2 separate regions of the Homo sapiens genome follow, and region 2 is linked to region 1. A link is an interaction called in ENCODE POLR2A ChIA-PET data of the cell type or tissue named here. Cell type or tissue: IMR-90. All regions are shown on one strand. Links, peaks and the distances in the headings refer to the core of each region. The heading gives the core; the rest is flanking DNA. Region 1 has its middle 18 kb from the start of MYOCD. Region 2 overlaps LINC00670 (long intergenic non-protein coding RNA 670).

Evidence for each region. Peaks named below come from ENCODE experiments on the same cell type or tissue, not always from the same donor. Only the 100,000 strongest peaks of a DNase experiment are listed, where the experiment ranks them.
Region 2: POLR2A ChIA-PET joins it to region 1 with 12 read pairs; 3 of 35 experiments call an interaction of 5 or more read pairs at or near these places.

The regions. Positions count from the first base shown.
Region 1 is chr17:12,644,976-12,650,363 of GRCh38, forward strand. No RefSeq gene overlaps it. Among named protein-coding and RNA genes, the nearest start is that of MYOCD, 18 kb to the right of the region's middle. In IMR-90, for the core only: no CTCF peak of the experiment used is centred there; no DNase peak of the experiment used is centred there; H3K27ac peaks cover 215 bases.
Region 2 is chr17:12,588,880-12,594,267 of GRCh38, forward strand. LINC00670 (long intergenic non-protein coding RNA 670) reads left to right here. Exons shown (of 4, transcript NR_034145.1): 3 at 1,562-1,869. It overlaps LOC105371540 (a long non-coding RNA gene), which reads right to left. Exons shown (of 3, transcript XR_934233.3): 3 at 2,873-2,948. Among named protein-coding and RNA genes, the nearest start is that of LINC00670, 42 kb to the left of the region's middle. In IMR-90, for the core only: no CTCF peak of the experiment used is centred there; a DNase peak (open chromatin) is centred at 2,632; H3K27ac peaks cover 189 bases.

The DNA of each region.
Region 1 (5,388 bases), core at 116-5,115:
ATTCACAAGAAAAAATCAAACAACCCCATCAAAAAGTGGGTGACAGATATGAACAGACACTTCTCAAAAGAAGACATTTATGCAGGCAACAGACACATGAAAAAATGCTCATCATCACTGGCCATCAGAGAAATGCAAATCAAAACCACAATGAGATACCATCTCACACCAGTTAGAATGACGATCATTAAAAAGTCAGGAAACAACAGGTGCTGGAGAGGATGTGGAGAAATAGGAACACTTTTACACTGTTGATGGGACTGTAAACTAGTTCAACCATTGTGGAAGACAGCGTGGCGATTCCTCAAGGATCTAGAACTAGAAATACCATTTGACCCAGCAATCCCATTACTGGGTATATACCCAAAGGATTATAAATCATGCTGCTATAAAGACACATGCATACGTATGTTTATTGCGGCACTATTCACAATAGCAAAGACTTGGAACCAACCCAAATGTCCATCAATGATAGACTGGATTAAGAAAATGTGGCACATATACACCATGGAATACTATGCAGCCATAAAAAAGGATGAGTTCATGTCCTTTGTAGGGACATGGATGAAGCTGGAAACCATCATTCTGAGCAAACTATCACAAGGACAGAAAACCAAACATGACATGTTCTCACTCATAGGTGGGAATTGAACAATGAGAACACTTGGACACAGGATGGGGAACATTTACCTAATGTAAATGATGAGTTAATGGGTGCAGCACACCAACATGGCACATGTATACATATGTAACAAACCTGCACGTTGTGCATATGTACCCTAGAACTTAAAGTATAATTAAAAAAAAAAAAAAGAGATTTTCAGTGTGCTAGGCTCAGTGTTAAATATTGGAGTACATACAAAGAGAGGCAAATTCTTTTCAATACTCTCTTAAATTAGGACTTTTATACTTTTAATTGTTCTATCTGGTTTTTGGTTTTGATAGTCACAACCATCCAGTGTAATAGCTAGGGGATATCTTTGTGCATGTGTGTATGTGTGTGTATAAATATTTTTATTTTGCCATTTTTAAAGTTCACCAGAATTTACAGATTATTTCTATGTTATACATCTTTTTAATGGAGTTTTAATTCCATGCAATAAGGAAATAAATATTGCACTTGCCTCATGTCTTCCCACAATTTAAAATGAATCTCGTGATGTGAGCCCAAAGTGTAAAAACCATCTTCCTCATAGTGCCTCACGGATTGATTTGTGGGTTGCTGGATGTGGCTAAATTGAAAACCGCCCTAATGGGTCAGGGACTGTGTTAACTATGTTACAATGTTTTTACCTTTAATCCTCACCAGAGTCAACTCTAGAGGCTGGGAAGTCCAAGATCAAGGTGGCAGCAGATTCAGGGTCTGGTGAGGGCTTCTTCCTCATAGATGGCACGTTATATGTATCGTCACACGGAGAAAGGGTAGGGTACATCTTACTAGTCTCATTTAACAGATGATAAAACTGAGGCCCAAAGAGATGAGGCGAATTGCCAAAATTCAAATAGCAAAACAGGTCTCTCAAACTCAGCCCTCTTAACTGCAAATCCAACGCTCTTTGGCAGATAATGCATGTGAAGAGACGAGGATACGGTGAGCTGGAGGGAATTTTAAAGTGAATCCATAGAAAGGATGCATATTATTCCAGAAACATCATTCATACCTTTCATCCCAAACACACAAATCAAAGAGTCATTTCAAAGAGTACCAAAAGAATGGGATATCAAAAGGATCAAACATAAACGATATGTAGAGACTTCTGTGCAAACCCAATTAGCCAGAGAAAGTGATAGGAAAATTTTAAATGTCCCCAAAGTGTCCTATTTAACCCTCTGCCCTGGTCTATGGCTTGATCCTGACCAAAGAGCTCCAGATGGAATGGATAGAGAGTCTGGGGTCGGCGTGGGGTTGTGTTTTGACTGCAAGTTGGCATCTCGCCAGGCTGGGCCTTCACTCTGTCCCCCTGCATGACCCTAGCCCACTTTGGCTTGCCGAATTACTTAAATGTTGTACATTACTAGTTAATAGACACAACATATTGAAAGTTTTACAATCAAATATTTATGCGGCTAGAAAACATTTTACATTATCTTTAAACAGCCATGTCATCTATTTATTTTCATTCTCTGATCTTTCTGTTTTGTATCAGAATCAGAGAATTTAGCCTATTTACCCAGAAGTAAATATTATGATGAAAACATTGGGCGGCTCAAAAGTAGACTTAGTAAAATGCAGAAGTATTTTTTTGCCAGTGTCAATTGCACAACAGCCCCTGCATGGTAATAAATTAAGAAATTTCTAAGGGATGCTTGAAGTATGGTGGTTAAATACTTCATGGCTAGATACTGTCTCTACCTGCCTGATCCCCTGATGGCAGGATATACCTGGATACATCTAGCAATTCTTTCTGGCTATTCATTCTTTTCTGCAATAGAGAGAAACTCTCCTGGGGCAATGAGGCAGCATTTGCAGGCGACTCCAGTAAGGGAAATATATTTAATACTGAATCTTGGGCTTCAAGTAAGAGTTGATAGCCTATGGTCTGAAGAGTCCTATTGGTAGTTAATGGTCACTAAGTTTTCAGCTTGGCCTCCTCCTTTCTTGCTAGATATTTCTAACTTCTGAATGCTTCCCCCAACTCTGTCCTGTATGGTTGTTTTACTAGACTTCAAGAGCTAGTCCCATGTTTGTGCACTTATCTCTTCCCTGGAGAGGGTATCTCCTCTTATCACTGAATACTTCCAACCAGTATCTCCTCTTATCACTGGGTTAGAGAAAAAGACCCTCATTCTTCCTTCTTCCTTCTTTTTTTTTTTTTTTTTTTTGAGACAAAGTCTCACTCTGTCACCCAGGCTGGAGTGCAGTGGCGTGATCTCAGCTCACTTCAACCTCCACCTCCCGGGTTCAAGTGATTCTCCTGCCTCAGCTGCCCGAGTAGCTGGGACTACAGGTACGTGCCACCACACCTGGCTAATTTTTTGTATTTTTAGTAGAGATGGGGTTTCACTGTGTTAGCCAGGATGGTCTTGATCTCCTGACCTCGTGATCTGCCCGCTTTGGCCTCCCAAAGTGCTGGGATTACAGGCGTGAGCCACCGCAACGGCCCCTCCTTCTTCTTTTACATACCACTTCCAAAGAACATTCTTAAAGACATAAGGAAGGGGTCAGAATTTCAGAGGGCTAGAAAGCACCGTCCTCCGACGGGCCTCGATCCCCAGCCTCTGGCCTGAGGTGCTCAAGACCTAATTTCTGTCCCTTACCCTTAACCTGGTTCTTCTGTGCTATTTCTTGGGCGTTCTTGCTTCACCCAATTTCCTAATCTTTAACTGGACTCCCAGTCAGTCTTACATCTGTCTCACCCTCAGGGTGAAGGCTGGTAACCTGCCCCCTGGGGGTTTCTTCCTTACCAGAAGCCTCCTTAGACTTGAGGAAGGTGGTGTATGGGTTTAGGGCAAGTAGCACCTGTGTCGGAATGGATGCTCTCGTCAGTAGCCTTAGGCAACCCCCTAACCTCCCTGAACATCAGCTTTTTCCCCTACTATAGAAGAATGATGCATGAATAGTAGGATTGATGTAAGGAATAAATGTGGTTTATGTGTAAATAACCTCATACTATGTTTGGTCCAGAGTGAGGACTCATCAGCCAAGTAGTGGTAACTCTTACTCCTACTATTTGTGGTACAAATGCCCTGATTTCCTTAAAGATTCCCCCAGGCTTGATTTCCTCAATTTCTTCCTGATACTGACATGGTTTCTCTAAGTCATTACCTAAACATTAACTCTTAGTCGGTGATTCATAACTACAAGACGATGTGGAAGATAGATGGGTGAAAGAAAAAGAAAGAGAGCAAGAAAGAATGAGAAAAGATTGGCGGAAAATGCAGGTTAGAAAATCCATGCTTTAGAATAAAATATTCATAATTTTTTTTTTTTTTTTGAGATGGAGTTTTGCTCTTTTTGCCCAGGCTGGAGTGCAGTGGTGCTATCTCGGCTCACTGCAACCTCTGCCTCCCGGGTTCTTGCAATTTTCCTGCCTCAGCCTCCCGGGTAGCTGAGATTACAGGCATGCGCCACCACGCCTGGCTAATTTTGTATTTTTAGTAGACACAGGGTTTCACCATGTTGGTCAGGCTGGTCTCGAACCCCTGACCTCAGGTAATCTACCCGCCGCAGCCTCCCAAAGTGCTGGGATTACAGGCGTGAGTCACTGCACCCAGCCAAGTATTCATAATTTTAAGAATACAAATTCAGTAAAGTACAAATTTTTATTGAATATAAATTCAGAAAGTAAAGAAGACAGGTCCCTTTCTACAAGAAAAATAAGACATAAATGAGATAGGAATTACCCCAAACAGGAAAGAGCCCCTGGGTCACAGAAACCCTGGTTTGATTCCCCGAGTGAGTACCTGAGCAAATGGGTCCAGGGTCCATTTACACAGGTCTCAGCTTCCTTATCTCTGAAATGAGACGGTATAACCAGATTCATTGGACAAACGCTTAGCAACCACTCACTGATAACCTACTCTGGACAAATTCTGGGCACTGAGGTTTCAAAGGAGCACAAGAGAATTAAGGTTCCTGCTCGTATTCCAGTAGTAGAGACAGAAAAAAAAGTAGATAACTAAATGAAATCATTTTAATAATCAGGAACTTAAAATTAATTGGATTGTAATTATTTGGGAGGAGTGGGCTACTTAAGCCAGGAAGGTCAGAGAACTCCTTTCTGCCAGGCTGCTACTTCTGTGAATGGAGTCCAGGCATGCAAAGATCTGGGGGGCTGGACATTCCAGGCAGCGTGGACTGCAAATGGCCATGGGGTATGTGCAGAAGGAGAGGGGGCTAGTGTGGCCAGAGGTCAGTAAACAAGGAGAGCCTGGAGTGAGGTTAGCAGGGCAGGCAGGTGCCAGGCTCGTGGGGATTCTAAGTCAGCAAGGGGCAGAGGGCATGTAAAAATCGGGCAAATGGAGGTGATTCTGACAAAAAGGGATATTTACAAAGTTGTGGGTGGGATAGGAAAACCACCAAACATAGTAGGTAGGACAGCAGACCCCTGACCACTCTTAGCACTGAACAAACAGGAGAGAGTGGTCACTGGGACCACAGGGAGGGAGTCAAATAGAGGGAACTTCTTGACTGGAGCCCTGGCGGGGACCCTGGGAAACAAATGCCCTGACCTCACCCTTTGCCTCCCTCCAATCCCCAGCAGAACTCCCCATTAACTGGACACACTCAGAAGCTAAAGGGCAAAGGAGTCCACTAATGCAGGTCCTATTGACCAGCCTCCCTGCGGACCCCCCAGGGTGAAGAGTGGGACAAGAGGAGAAGGAGGAAGATGCAGAGGGGCAAAGCAAAGCTGTCAGGAGATAGAGCAGCCGTGATGAGGTGTTCGC
Region 2 (5,388 bases), core at 169-5,168, 56 kb before region 1:
ACATGGATACATAGAGGGGAACAGCATACACTGGGGCCTACACAAGGGTGGAGGAAGGGAGGAGGGAGAGGAGCAGGAAAAATAACTAATGGGTACTAGGTTTAATACTGAGTGATGAAATAATCTATACAACAAATGTCCATGATACAAGTTTACCTATGTAACAAACCTGCACATGTACCCCTGAACTCAAAATAAAAGTTAAATAAAGAAAGGAAAAGAATCAGTTATCATGACAGTATAAAAGAGTGAGTCTGTTGTGGTCTGGAGACTGTGAGAAATATTCTCCAAGGAAATTATATTTAAGCTGAGACCTAAGGATAGATGGGAACTAGTGGGTGGAGAAAATGGAAAACGAAATTTGTGTATGTGGTAGGGAAGGAGAGGAATAGCATTCTAGGCATCAGCAACAGCACATGTGAGCGGAATACATTGCAGAGAAGTGCCAAATACCCCAGCCTTGGGAAAAAGTCTCATCCCCGTAACACACACTTTAGTTAACAGATACTGCAATGGGAATTTTTGTTGTTAATTTATTCAATTGACTTAACAAATACTTACGTAAGCTCTTATGTGCCAGGCACTCTAAATCAGTTGCTGGGAATAGTACCAAGGTATGCAGAGCCCCTTGGCCTCACGGAGCTTCCAGTGGGAAATTTTTAAAAATAGATGAAAAGTACCCTGGGTTTTACTATGAAAAATAGCAGAGTGCCACAGAAGCATATAGCAGGTAAACCTAATCTAATTCTGGGGTCCAAAAATTATCCTAGAAAGCGTAACTTTTAGGAGACCACTCAAAAGAAAATTAATTGCTCTTAAGGCGAGTGAGGAGGAATGAACAAAACGTTCGTGAAGGTACCGAGGTAAAAGAAAGTGTAGCAGTTGAGCATTTGAAAGAAATGCATTATGTCTGAAACAAAGAGAAGCAGAGAGAGAGAGAGAGGAGAGCAAAAGAGTGTGAGAGAGAGAGGTGCAAGCAGAGAGAAGCTGGAGAGAGAGACAAGGCATGATAGCCTGCATTAAGGATTGTATTTCCGGTTGGGCGCAGTGGCTCATGCTTGTAATCCCAGCACTTTGGGAGGCTGAGGCGGGCAGATCACGAGGCCAGAAGTTCGAGATCAGTCTGACAAACATGGTGAAACCCCATCTGTACTAAAAATATAAAATTAGCCAGGCGTGGTGGCAGGCACCTGTAATCCCAGCTACTCGGGAGGCTGAGGCAGAATTGCTTGAACCGGGAGGCAGAGGTTGCAGTGAGCCGAGATTGTGCCACTGCACTCCAGCCTGGCGACACAGCAAGACTCCGTCTCAAAAAAAAAAAGAAAGAAAAACAATTGTATTTCCTAAGTCCATAAGAAATCATTGAACACGGATTGACTAATCCATTTTTCATATAATTTGAAAGATTGTTCTGGTTATTGTGTGGAAATTGTTTGGAGCAGCCGAACATGGAAGCTGCGGAGGCCACATGTATTTGTCAGTGTAAGTTTTGTTGTCCTATGGTAATAAATATCCCCCAAATCTCAGTGGCTCACACAATAAAAATGTTTTTCTCACTCAGGCTGCACATCTTTCATGGATTCTGGTCCACCTCGTCCTCACGCGGGGATGCAGACTGACAAGCTTCCACCATGAAGGGTTGTCATTTGCCATAGCAGGGAGAGGAAAATGGAGCAAATCAGTCACCAGCTCGTCATACAGAAGAGTGTCCCACGTCATATCTGCTGATATGTTATGGCCAAAGTACATGACTATCTCCAAGGAGCTGAGAGGTGAAATTCGGACATTTGTCTGGACGGAGTAGAACCAAGAGAGTCGTAAACATCCTGTGGACTACACACCGTTTAACAAGATGCAACAGTATTCTGGGTAAGAGATCATGGAGAGGCATTTATGAAAGCATTTTTAAATCAAATACAATTATTACAATTTGTCGATTAATTGGATGTGAGAATGGAGGGAGATGGAAGAGTCAGGGATCATTTCCCTGTGATGGAAAGGACAACTGGATAAATGCTGTAAAGTGTCCTGAGTTAGAGAATGTAGAAGATATTTTGGAGTGGGAGGGAACATTCAAACAGAGATGTCTAGTACATAGCTGGAAATGAGATCAGAAGAGAGGTCTGGGCCGAATAAATAAATTTTAGAGCGTTTGACATCCAAAAGGTACTTGAAATCAATGGAACAAAGATTTGTATGGGAGGGTAAGCAAATCATTCTTCTTTGAGACTTTCTCGATTTTGGCACTGAAAGTCGTATGTCATGGGAACATTCTCAGGCTTGAACAAACTGCAGTAGTTGGTCACCCTTTGAGAGTGTGTGAATAAAAAGAACACCAAGACAGATTTGTGAGGAGAAAACACGTACTGGTCAGGTTGAACAAGAGGGGCTGTCAAATGATACTGAGAAAAATAGTCATGAAGATAGAAGGCAAGTCAGAGGAATATCAGAGACCCAGAAAGCAAGGAAACAGTTTCAAGAAGGAGAGAGTGAGGGGCCAACGGGGCCAAATGGTACTCCAACATTAGGTAGGACTCAGATTGCAAATGCCCATTGCTGAGGGACCGGAAAACAGCTGAAATAGGACTCCCAGTTGTTTACGCAGCCAAGCAGAGATCAGGCAGGGAGGGGATGGCTTGTCCAAACACAAGAGGCTGACACATCAGGAAGGGGTCTGAGCTTGTCCTGGGTGTAGTGACCAGATACAGTAGATAGCATGGCAGCTTCTCACATAGCAGAAAACAAATGATGCAGATCTAGGTTCTTGACCTACAGTTCACTGCACACCTCCTCAGGCTGCTGGACTGCAGAATTCAAAAGGAATTCATTTAACACATAAGAGAAATCAAAAAGGATACTCGCCAATTATATGAATGCAAGACACGGATAAAACTCTCCTTTAAAGGTGAATAGAGAGAAAATAGCCAGCTGGGGCCTGTGGAACGACTCTGAAACATAAATGAAGATAAACTATAAGAAACATAAAGAAAATTTTAATAAACATGATTTTTTTCTCAGTATAATTCAAGAAAGCATGAATCAGTTATTGGGGTTTTTCCTATAGAGTTGTAGAAATTCCTTACATATTTTGGCTATTAACTCCTTATTAGATATATGGTCTGCAAATATTTTCTTCCATTCCACAGGTTGCCTTTTCATTCTGTTGATTGTTTTCTTAGCTGTACAGAAGCTTTTTAGTTAATATAATTCCACTTATCTATTTTTGCTTTTTTTTTTTTTTTTTTGCCTGTGCTCTCTTGGTGTCTTATAGAAGAAATTATTGCCCAGGCCAACATCTAGAAGCTTTTCCCCCATGTTTTATTTTAATATTTTATTTATCATGTCTTACATTTAAGTCTTTAATCCATTTTAGTGGATTTTTATATGTGTCATGAGATAGTGCTCTGATTTCATTCTTTTCCATGTGAATATCTCATTTTCCCAACACAATATATTAAAGAGATTCTTTTTTCCATAGTATATTCTTGGCACCCTTGGTAAATATAAGTTGACCATATATGCCTGGGTTCCGTTCTGGGTTCTGTATTCTATCCCATTTGTCTATATATCTGTTTTGATGTCAGTACCACACTGTTTTGATTACTGCAGGCTTTGAGGGTCTTTAGTGTTTCCAAATGAATAATAGGATTTTTTTTCTATTTCTGCAAAAATGCCATTGGGATTTTGTTGGAGATTGCATTGAATCTATTGATTGATTTGGGAAGTAAGAACATTTTCTTTTCTTAATTTTTTAAGCTATCTCCTACAGGAAGGAAGAACATTTTAACAATATTAATTCCTCCAATCAATGAACATGAAAAATATTTCCATTTGCGTCTTAAAAAAATTTTGTTCATGTTTTGTAGTTTCGAGTGTACAAGTCTTTCACTGTCTTGGTTAAGTTTATTCCTAAGTGTTTTGGGTTTTTTGATGCGTTTGTAAATGGAGTTGTTTCTTAATTTCTTTTTCAGTCTGTATAAATGAAACTAATTTTTTGTATGTTGATTTTATATTCTTCCACTTCACTGAATATGTCTATAAGTTAACAATTTCTCTCTCTCTCTCTGTGTGTGTGTGTGTGTGTGTGTGTACTTTAGGGTGTATATATATATATATATATGACTATGTCATCTGCAAACAGAAATCATTTTACTTCTGCCTTTCCAGTTTGGATGACTTTTATTTTTTTTTTCTTGGCTAATTCGCTGGTAAAGACTTCTAGTACTATGTAATTGAACGGAAGTGGCAAGAGTGGTTATCCTGGCCTTGTTCCAGATCTTAGAGTGAAAGACATTAGCTTTTTACCCTTGAATATGCTGTCCTGGCCTTGTTCCAGATCTTAGAGTGAAAGACATTAGCTTTTTACCCTTGAATATGCTGTCAGCTGTGAGCTTGTCATATGTGGCCTTTCTTGTGCGCAGGTAAGTTCCTCCTATATGTAACTTATTAAGAGTTTTTATCACGAAGTGTTCAATTGTGTCAAATACTTTTTTCTGCGTCTATTGAGATGATCATGCGATTTTTATCCTTCGTTCTGTTAACGTGGTATATCACATTGATTTATTTGCATAAGTAGAGCCATTTTTACATCCATGGGATAAATCTTACTTGGTTGTGATGTATAATTTTTTTAATGTGCTGTTATATTCAATTTGATTGTATTCTGTTGAGGGGTTTTGTGTCTGTTATCAGGGATATTGGCCTATAGTTTGTTTGTTTGTTTGTTTTTTCTTGAGGTGCCTTCATCTAGCTTTGATATCAGAGTAATGCTGGCTTCCTAGAATAACTTTAAAAGTGTTCCCTTTTCTTCTATTTTTGGAATAGTTTAAGAAGCAATAGTATTAATTCTTCTTTCTTTCTTTGGTAAAATTCACCTGCAAAGCTTACTGCAAAGCTTACTGGTCTTGGACTTTTCTTTGTTGACAGTTTATTATCATTATTATTATTCCTTCAATCTCCTTGTTATTTTGTTTTGTTTTGTTTTTTGAGATGGAGTCTCGCTCTGTCGCCCAGGCTGGAGTGCAGTGGCGCAATCTCGGCTCACTGCAAGCTCCGCCTCCCGGGTTCACACCATTCTCCTGCCTCAGCCTCCCAAGTCACTGGGACTACAGGCGCCCGCCACCATGCTCGGCTAATTTTTTGTATTTTTAGTAGAGATGGGGTTTCACCGTTTTAGCCGGGATGGTCTCGATCTCCTGACCTCGTGATCCGCCCGCCTCGGCCTCCCAAAGTGCTGGGATTACAAGCGTGAGCCACCACGCCCGGCGAATCTCCTTGTTTTTTATTGGACTGTTTAGGTTTTCTATTTGTTCTTTATTCACTCTTGGAAAAGTGTATGTTTCTAGGAATTTCTCCGTTTCTTTTCGGTTGTCCAATTGGTTAGCATAT